2 separate regions of the Homo sapiens genome follow, and region 1 is linked to region 2. The links are chromatin loops, found by intact Hi-C in ENCODE. Cell type or tissue: sigmoid colon. All regions are shown on one strand. Each heading gives the region's core, and the rest is flanking DNA. Links, peaks and the distances in the headings are about the cores only.

Region 1 (5,384 bases), core at 62-5,061, 350 kb before region 2:
TGAGTGCATACTGAAAAGTGGTAGGAAGATTTTGTGCTGAAATATTTGTAAACCTAGTAATTAAAAAATGTTTTGGCTGGGCTTGTTGGCTCACGCCTGTAATCCCAGCTCTTTGGGAGGCCGAGGGGGGTGGATCACTTGAGGTCAGGAGTTCGAGTTCGAGACCAGCCTGGCCAATATGGTGAAACCCTGTCTCTACTAAAAATATAAAAATTAGCCAGGCATGGTGGTGCACGCCTGTAGTCCCAGCTACTCGGGAGGCTGAGATGGGAGAGTCGCTTGAACCCAGGAAGCAGAGGTTGCCGTGAGTCAAGATTACACCATTGCACTCCAGCCTGGGTGTCGCAGTGAGACTCTGCCTCAAAAAAAAAAAAAAAAAAAAAGCTGCTAATTACCCCATGCTAAATGTGTTGTAATGGTATTAATTTGATATATAACATATATGTAACATTTTATATATGTGCTCATATGATGATACTGATAATACCTCCCTCAAATTGCTCTTTTGAGTATTAAGAAAAGTTTATATAGAAAAACCAGTTTGGAAAGGTTTGGAACATAAGGCTACAGTGATTAGATGTTGAGAACAGCAGCAATAATAGTTGTCATTATAATATCTGATTAAGGCAATATTTGCACCCAGGTATACCTTGCTTCAGAACTGTGTGATTAACCATTATACCTTGAGGCTATTCATACCCTACCTTCACTTTGTTGGCATAATCTGAAGTTTTAAACCATAATCACATATTGCATTTGCACAATTAAATTTTAAAATATATACAAATTACAGTCAAATTATTGCATTCATTTCATGACTATATTCTGTTTCCATCCATAAGTACCGTATGGTCAACAATAACATGTCAAAGAGAATTTTGTTGTCACCTCGTTTCATTGTACCATGTTCACACTGTTCTTTATCTCTTTTTTCCATTGGCAGTATTGTGTTCTCAAGAAGAATTATTCCAGAAGCACCCCTGAAATAATATATTTCCTTAATTTTGGTATTATTAGCCCTTCTTTGCTTTTCTCTATAAATTGTCCTGATCAGTCACCTCTCTCAATTATATACAACACAAAGTAGCTTAAAGGAGAAAAAAAAGGAGATAAATAACCATGTTGGGTCTGGCGTCAGGCTTAATGGAGTCCAGTAGTCCAGAATTTAAAGACACATATGACCGTTTGCTCCCTTATCTCTTAGTTCTCCATTTCTTGGTTTGGCTTAAATCTTCAGTCACTTTTTCTTTATGTGAATTTGCAAAGGGATCATTTGAAGCCCTAGATGCAATTATTACCTGCCTTGCAATCTTGGTAGGATGTGTCCTCCTTCCCTCCTCCTTGTCCATGTAAAAGTTGGTGGGTGAAGAGATGGACAAGGCTTGAGTCACTAAGACATTCACTGACCTGGGAATAACTCAGGATAGGTCTGGTCATATCCCCAATGGAGGCAATGTACCCTAATGAAAAGGTCAGGGTCACTGGTCTCATTGTCCAAGGTGTTATCTGAGCTCATGGTCTCACAACCAAGAAAATTAAGGAGTATGGACACAGGGTGAGGTTGGTTGGAGCAAAAGTTTAGTAAGCGAAAGAAGAAAGCTCTCTGCAGCAGAGAGGGGAGTCCAAGTGGATTGCCGTTTTTACAGTCATTCAAAAGCTTTTTTAAGAAACTCCTCTCATCTCTGTAGCACTTTGAGTAACTTCTCTTATCAGCAAAGCTGTCTGTACAACTCCCCTTATCTTATGCAGCTGTGGGTATGTCTCTAGGCAAGCACAAAGCGCCGCTTATTTTTGTTTGTGTAACTGAGGGTTTGTTTTAGGTAAGCCCCCTCCTTTCTGTGCAGGCTTCCAGGGAGCCCACCATGTACATATCTGAAAAGGGAAGGAAACTTTTTGCTGGGAGCTTGTTAATCATACAAAGAATAAAGGGCTTCCATGCCAGACTTTGCCTGCCTGCTTATCTATGGCTTATCTGTGCAGCTATAGCCTGAGTTTCCCCTGGCTGCTCTGTTTTTGCCTGTAGCTGTGATTTTTTCAGGCAGACAGCTTCTCTGAGGACTAGTCTCTTAGCTGTTTACTCAAGTAATTTTTCCTGTCCTTTTCCCTCACTATGATTACCAGCTCCCCTAGGACTTCATGGTCTGGAATGAAATATTCCGTGGGAGTCAGGGAAAGGGAGTTTGTTGCAAACATGTCCAGGCCAGACACTTTATATAAAGTGTCAAAGTAAAGTACACTTACATAAAGTGTAAGTGCTGCCACCACCACTAGGGTGCCAGGTACTCTAACACAAGTCTTTATTCCCATAGATGTGAGTTAACATTTATACCACCAGCTCACACTATCAAACAATCCCACGTACCCCAAATAAACACTGGTGCCTGGTGGGCAGCAACAAGCCCTCCTTCAAGGAAGGAGTTCATTTGTTGGTTTATCCAGCTGCTCCCGCTTTGCTTATGGAAGCGCTCCGTTTTCTAGGGGTCTTAGAAGCTGTAGCAGTGGTAGAAAGCCCCTTTTTTGTGGACTATTATGACTTAGGCTTTTATCAGAGCCTCAGAGAATTGCTGTTGTTTTGTTGGTTAGGCTTTAGGTTTCCAATCTGCATACACAATTCCTTTGAAGCACCAGGCTTCCAGGCAATTTGGTTGAGGGAACTTATTGGGATATGAAATATTATCAGGCACCATTTCTAATCAATGTACCTAAGTTATGACTTCAGGTTTAGAGAAAAAAAAAATTTTTTTCCCTTGGCTTCAGGCTTCCTTCTGGAGGTGATAACCTCCTAAATGGACTGTCTTTAAGGGCCTGTGGCATGTGCCCTCCTTTCAGGAAACTAGTGTATGCCTGGAGGCATTGGTAATGGCTTCTCTCATCTTACTGTGGCTTGGGAAGAATATGGCTATTGCAGATTTTCTAGTTTCATTACCACCTGACCTTCAGGCTCCTTACATGTTATAGGCAGAAAAGGTGCCTCCACAAAGTTGTGGGCTATTCTCTGCTTTCAGAAGGACAGCTGGAAATGGTACTTAATTCTTTGTAGCAGCACCATCATGAATAGCTGCCCACACCCATATACATCATTATCTTTTTTGGTGAAGACTCTAAGACTTCAGGCCATGATATCCACAAGGCTATGTTCATGCACTACTTCGGTATAATCTCAAAATAATTGCCAGCTCCCCAGTGGAACGCCTGCCTTGGTCCATGTGGAATGTGGGCATATGGTAGGATTTCCTTGGAGGAACTAGAAGAGGAACATAAAGAATGTTAGGCATATAAATTATTGTTTCTTTTTCTTCTTGTTTCTTTCCACTGAGTTATGTGTGAGCCCCCACACCCACCCTACCTTCCTGTCCTCTACCTTACTGATGCTATTTTCAGGCTGTTGTAGAATTGGGTGTGTAAAATTAAATTAGCCTTTCTCCTCTTAATATCTGTAAAATGAACAAATTTGACAAAGAAACTACCTATCTGATATATAAGAAGGTTATTAGCCTGTACCACAAGTGAAAAAGTTTCATCCTGATATATCAAAATAGTACCACTTGAAGGAAAACGTTGGGGCCATCTGTTTCTCTCATTGTAGTTAGAGTACAGATTTTTAAAATATGAGCCTCAGGCATAAAAATGCAGTATTAGCAACTCAACTTGAAGAAGCAGTTACTAGTGTCCTGGGTGGGCCCCAGGGAAAATAGTACCAACTGCCTGTTATATTTAACTGCAATTAAAAATGGCAGTGCTGGGTATCTTCTGTCTCTGGGTCATCTCCTAAAGATCCTGCAGAGGGAGCCATAGCTAGTGTAGAGGCCAGCCATAACTAGCCATGGCAAAGACCACAGGGAACGCTCTTCAACATGCTCTGCACTGATCCTCTACCCTGGTGTGGAGAAATGTCAGATTCATCACTAACAAGGTTAAAGGTGTAAATTGAGGGAAAAAAATGAGAAAAGTTATCTTTCACATAAGACTTCAGAAAGAAATTGCGTCGTCAGGTTTGGAACTGGTTTGTAATTTCATCCAGTTATTTTCATTTTAATTACTGTCACTGTTTTCTTCATCCTTGATAAACTATGAGCTCTTTGAGATTGTCTTTTTCATATCCTGATGTCAGAGCTTCCTGTATTTTCTGATCATGGTATGTGCTAAGTAAATGCAATTTTTAGCATTTTGAATGGTTTATCAAATGATTGAAGGAGTGGGTAATAATATAGATTACATATACAGTCAGCCACATATGTGTATGTATGTGTATTTGTGTGTGTGTGTGTATATGTATATACTGTTGACCCTCCGTATCAATGGGTTTCACATTTGTGGATTCATCCAATCATGGATCAAAAATATTCTTTAAAAATATGGTTGCATCTGTACTGAACAGGCACAAACTTTTTTTCTTATCATTATTCCCTAAACAATGCAGTATGACAACTATTTATCATAGCATTGACACTGCATTAGATATGATAAGTAATCTAGAGATTAAAGTATATAGGAGGATGCATGTGGATCATATGCAAATAATACACTACATCTTATATAAGGGACTTGAACATCCATGGAGTTTGGTATGTGGTGGGTGATACCTCCTCTTTGAGGAGGTGAGTATCAGAGACGCAGGTAAATATGATCCAGAGGGCAAAGAGGCATTGCCAGCCTCACACTGGCTGTCAACACCATGCTGAGTTCCACGAAAGCAGCGAGGAGAGGGTGGTGTTCTTGTTTCTGGTACAATACCTGGCATAGAGAAGATGTCACAGCAATGTTCGTCTATTGAATAAGTCACCAAAATTGTGAATGACTGAATAAATGGGCAAAGGGATTTGTTCCCTACTTGCTGTGGGAAGTTTCTTGTAGTTATGACCTCCATGAAAGAGAGACTCGTATCTGGAGAAAGTTCATAGCTGAAACCATGAGATTTAACTTTTGAAGTTATAATGGATCTATTTTTTTAACATCATAAATGAAGATTATGCAATACTGTATGTGCTTCAATTGACACAACCCCTTCCCATTCAGGGCTGATTTATGTTCTGTACTGAATGACAGGCACAGAAGTAAATGTGATAATCCTGTCCCGTCGTTACCCTTTATTGTGGTCTTGCTGTGTCCCAGCCACACACTTCATACTGTATCTGTGTCATCATTCTCATATACATCTATATAGGTACACTTCCATAGACTTAGGCCCATTTAATGGAGGAGCAACTCCAACATTTAGAGATCATGAAAGGTACCTCATGACATATATTGACCTAGTGGCAGAGCTGCTTAGTTCTACAGCCTCTGAGTGGAATCCTCACGACAGTAAAAACACAAGCTTGGTTTCTCACACACTCTACCTGCTTTTTCTCATCCCCTTTAGTCTCTATTCCTTGCTGAGATGT
Region 2 (5,384 bases), core at 190-5,189:
ACTTTAAGTTCTGGGATACATGTGCAGAACCTGCAGGTTTGTTACATAGGTATACACGTGCCATGGTGGTTTGCTGCACCCATCAACCCGTCATCTACATTAGGTATTTCTCCTAATGTTATCCCTCCCCTAGCCCCCCACCCCCGCGACAGGCCCTCGTGTGTGATGTTCCCCTCCCTGTGTCCATGTGTTCTCATTGTTCAACTCCCACTTACGAGTGAGAACATGCAGTGTTTGGTTTTCTGTTCCTGTGTTAGTTTGCTGAGAATGATGGCTTCCAGCTTCAGCCTTCCTTACACCTTATACAAAAATTAACTCAAAATGGATTAAAGACTTAAATGTGGCCAGGCTGGGTGGCTCACACCCGTAATCCCAGCAATTTGGGAGGCCGAGGTGAGTGGATCACCTGAGGTTGGGAGTTTGAGACCAGCCTGACCAACATGGAGAAACCCTGTCTCTACAAAATATACAAAACTAGCCGGGCATGGTGGCACATGCCTGTAATCCCAGCTACTCGAGAGGCTGAGGCAGGAGAATTGCTTGAATCTGGGAGGCAGAGGTTGCAGTGAGCCGAGATTGCACCATTGCACTCTAGTCTGGGCAACAAGAGTGAAACTCTGTCTCAAAAAAAAAAAAAAAAAAAAAAAAAGACTTAACATAAGGCCTAAAACCATGAAAACCCTAGAAGAAAACCTAGGCAATACCATTCAGCACATAGGCATTGGCCTAAAACATCAAAAGCAATGGCAACAAAAGCCAAAATTGACAAATGGGATCTAATTAAACTAAAGAGCTTCTGCACAGCAAAAGAAACTATCACGAGTGAACAGGCAGCCTACAGAATGGGAGAAAAGTTTTGCAATCTATCCATCTGACAAAGGGCTAATATCCAGAATCTACAAGGAACTTAAACAAATTTACAAGAAAAAATCAACCCCATCAAAAAGTGAGTGAAGAATATGAACAGACACTTCTCAAAAGAAGACATTTATGTGGCCAACAAACATATGAAAAAAAGCTCATCACCACTGGTCATTAGAGAAATGCAAATCAAAACCACAATGAGACACCATTTCACACCAGTTAGAATGGCGATCATTAAAAAGTCAGGAAGCAAATTATTTTTAATTGAAATTTGTATCGATCTAATTCCAGATTCATATGCAATTATAAGAAATAATACAGGCAGGGCACAATAGCTCATGCCTGTAATCCCAGCATTTTGGGAGGCCAAGGCAAAAGGATCCCTTGAGCCCAGGAGTTCAAGACCATCCTGGGCAACACAGCAAGACCCTGTCTCCATAAAAAGTAAAAAAATAAAAAATAAATTAGCCGAATTAGTGGCACGTGCCCATAATCCCAGCTACTCAGGAGGCTGAGGCAGGAGGATCACTTGAGCCCAGGAGACTGAGGCTGCAGTGAGCTGTGATCATGCAACTGCACTCCATCGTGGGTAAGAGTGAGACCCTGTCTCAAAACAAAATAAAATAAAGAAGAAGTAATATATAGAGATCCCATATTCACTTTCCCAGTTTTCTGTAATGGTAATATTTTGCAAATTTATAGTGTAATATCACAACCAAGATATTGACATTGATACAATCCCCCATCGATCTCAGATTTCCCCAGTTTTGTTTATACTCATTTGTGCATGTGTGTATGTCCGTGCATATGGTGTTTAGTTCTACACAATTTTATCACGTGTAGGGTTGTGTTTCCACCACCACAATCAAAATACTGAAATTTTCATCACCACTAGAACGGCTTGTGTTGCCCTATTATACCTAAATCCACTTCCCCATAGGATTCCCCATTGCCACCCCAGCCTTCAACCTCTGGCAACCACTGTTCTCCAATTCTAAAGTTTTATTTCAAAAAATGATATGGAAATGGAAACATACAGTATGAAACATTTGGGATTTTTTTTTCACTTAGCCTAATTGTCCTGGGATCCATTAAGTCATTGTGTATATCAATAATTCATTCCTTTTCATTCCTGAGTAGTATTTCATGGTATGGATGAACCACTTTGTTTAATCATTGACCCTTTCAGTCTAACTATATCTGCCAATCTCTTTTTATTGCTGTTTAAATTATTGATATTGATAAGTATTTATATGTTGGTGCTTAAGTCTACCTTTTTAATTATTTGTTTTCTGTTTGATTTCTGGTTCTCATTCCTCTGTTTATTTTCTTACCTTCCTTAGGTTATTTGAATAATTGTTTTGGATTCTACCTTGATGTGTTGTTAGTGTTTTTTTTGTTTTGTTTTGTTTTTTATACGGAGTCTTGCTCTGTCACCCAGGCTGGAGTGCAGTGGCATGATCTCGGCTCACTGCAAGCTCCGCTCCCGGGTTCACGCCATTCTCCTGCTTCAGCCTCCTGAGTAGCTGGGACTACAGGCACCCGCCACCACGCCCAGCTAATTTTTTTGTATTTTTAGTAGAGACGGGGTTTCACCGTGTTAGGCAGGATGGTCTCAATCTCCTGACCTTGTGATCCGCCCGCCTCGGCCTCCCAAAGTGCTGGGATTGCAGACGTGAGCCACCGCGCCCGGCTGTATTGTTAGTGTTTCTGTGTTTTGAATATATTTCTTTGTATAGCTTGTTTTTAGTGGGAAAAAAGTTCTTGCTGTGTTGTCCCCATTGGTCTGGAACTCATGGGCTCAAGTGATCCTCCTGCCTTAGCCTCCCAAAATGCTGGGATTACAGGCATAAGCCACCATGCCCGGCTGGCTTGAGTATTTTACGGTGTTAATGTTTTTGTTTCAATCATCAAATGTGATTTAGAAAAATCATAAGGAGGATAGTCTATTGCATGTACTCATATTTTTATTTCTTTAAAAAAATTTTTTTAGACACAGTCCTGTTCTGTCACCCAGGCTGGAGTCCAGTGGTGCAATCATAGCTCACCGCAGCCTTGACCTGCCTCAGCCTTGTGAGTAGCTGAGACCACAGGCGTGTGCCACCATGCCCGGCTTCCATATTTTCATTTCTGTTGTTTCTTCTTCTTTTCTGATGCTTCAGGATTCCCTCTTACAGTTCCTTGCTGTTTGATAAATTATCCAATCTTTAAGGATAAGTCTCCTAGGCACAAATTTTTCTTTCATTTGAGAATGTCTTTATTTTCTCTTCATTCCTGAAGGATAGTGTTCCCAGACATAAAATCTGTGGTTGAATTTTCTTTTCACTTCAAATACACGAAAAATGTTGTGCCATTTTCTTCTGGGTTCCACTGTTTCAGATAAGAAATCTACTGTCATTTCCATCATTCTTCCCCTATGGGTGATTTGTCATTTTTCTCTAGTTTCTTTCAAAATGTTTTTTCTTTGTCTTTGGTATGGATTTCTTGGGCTTATCATATTTGGGATTCACTCAGATTCTTGAATCCATAGGATTGTGTGTGTTGCCAAACTTCAGAAGTTTTCAGTCTACTCCTTCTTTCAGCCCCACTCTCTTTTCTCCTCTTCATCTGAGACTCTGATGACAGAAATGTTAGATCTATTTTACAGTTCCATAGGTCCCTGAGAATATCCTTAATATTTATTAAGGATATTTTCTGATTGTTCAGATTGGTTACTCAAATTAGGCAAATTATATCCTCAAGTTCAGCGATTCTATCCTCTGTCATCTCCATTCTACAATTAAACCCATCTAGGAAGTTGTCTTTTTTTTAAGTTTCTGTTATTGTATTTCTTAGTTCTCTAATTTCCATTTGGTCCTTTTGTGTAACTTCTGTTTCTTTGCTGAGATTTTTAAAATTGTTTTTATTTGTTTAACCGAATTTATAATTGATTGTTGAAGCATTTTTATTACAACTGTTTTAAAATCTTCATCAGATAATTCCAAATCTTGCTCATCTCAGTGTTGCTGTCAGTTGACTGTCTTTTCTTATCCAAATTGTGATTTTCTTGGTTCTTGGCAAAATGGGTGATATTTTATTGTATCCGGAACATTTTGTCTATTATATTAAGAAACTCTGGAGTCTGTTAATTTTTTTTAATTTCTTTTTTTTATTTTAGCTGGCAGTCACTCTGTTTAGGTTAAGCACTCAGGTCCTGGATTACTTTTGTGGGCTGTGGTTTTAAATCAGTTATATTTCAGAGACTTTGGTCTTTGTTTATCTATGAGGGCTGGGAATCCCACTCCCTGCTGGTGCTGTTTGAGGGACGGAACAGGTTCTCCCAGGTTGGGCTATGGAGTGTCTCTTGGAGTAGGATGGGAATCTCAGGCCAGTGGGGACAAAGAGGTTTCCTGGGCTGGGCTACTTGTCATAGTGACATCCTTCTGCTGGCTCTGCCCACCCACCAGGCAGGCAGGGAATCTCAGCACAGAGGGGTCTCTTGTTTGTATTTTCACTAGACTGTAGACCTGTGGAGGTAAGACCAAGTCTGGCTCTAGCTCCAGTGTGAAGCACAGAATACAATGTGTAACAGGGTGTGTGTGCTGGGCTGGCTGTGCTATTGTTCTCCAACACCCAAGACCTCTTTGCAATTTGGCTTATTCATATATCTCATATGGGTAACGAAATGCAAGCAGGAAAGAGTATCACTTATAGGTGAAGGCTTTGAGGGCCAGGAGAACCTTTGCTTCACACTCTTTCCTGTGTCATCATCACTGACAATGTTTCAGATGGTAGCTGTTCCATCAACCCACATCTCAGAGTCCCAGAGTAAGAATGCAGACAGCTTGAAGCAGAATCCCTGCAGATCTTGGACGGCATATTACGTGAGTGAGCAGGAAACTTTGTATGTGAATTGCAGCAATTTGGGAAGTTGTTTGTCACCACAGCATCACCTGGCCTATCCTGCAGTGAATTTTGCTTAAAGGAGAAAATGAAGAGGCAAATTTTGTTGGCTCTGGAGAGTACTAGAAATGTATAAAACCACATATCTTAAAAATTACATTCATTAAACATTTTAGTAATTCAGCTTGTATCCTCTTGTTAGACATTAACAATTGGGGTTTTACTCTAGGGAAATGAGAAACCACAGTTTGGTTTGACAGCATCTGTCTGCATTAGAGTACCTTGGTGGTCTGTGAAGACATTTGCAATATAGACTGTTTACAGTTAAAGAGAATTGCGGGGGTCTGGATATTTTCAATTGCCAGAGAAAAGCTTTCCTTCTGTCTGCGCCTCCAGGATGGATTCTAACATTAAGGATTATTGACTTGGTGGCTTTGTGCTTATCCCCAAATTATTTCTGTTCATAGATTTTGCATTTCTTTGTCATTCTTCTGTAAATTTCTGTCTCCATCCTATAGCGTTGTATTGAGTTCTCCATAGGCCAGTAATGGAATCAGCTTATCTTGAACCAGACCGTAATACAGCCTCTGGGTGTGAACAAGGCCACAAGCAAGGAAACTGAATACATCCTAGAGGAA

Evidence for each region. A loop is a pair of places that touch in the nucleus more often than their neighbours do. Peaks named below come from ENCODE experiments on the same cell type or tissue, not always from the same donor. Only the 100,000 strongest peaks of a DNase experiment are listed, where the experiment ranks them.
Region 1: a loop joins it to region 2, with 4 times the contacts of the local background. A loop is called at or near these places in 9 of 110 quality-filtered maps.

Annotation. Positions count from the first base shown.
Region 1 is chr15:25,132,518-25,137,901 of GRCh38, forward strand. All of the region lies in intron 61 of SNHG14 (small nucleolar RNA host gene 14), which reads left to right. It overlaps PWAR1 (Prader Willi/Angelman region RNA 1), which reads left to right and starts at 3,125. Exons shown (of 1, transcript NR_022009.1): 1 at 3,125-5,384. In sigmoid colon, for the core only: no CTCF peak of the experiment used is centred there; no DNase peak of the experiment used is centred there.
Region 2 is chr15:25,482,018-25,487,401 of GRCh38, forward strand. The region is part of intron 4 of LINC02250 (long intergenic non-protein coding RNA 2250); the gene reads right to left. Among named protein-coding and RNA genes, the nearest start is that of UBE3A, 46 kb to the left of the region's middle. In sigmoid colon, for the core only: no CTCF peak of the experiment used is centred there; no DNase peak of the experiment used is centred there.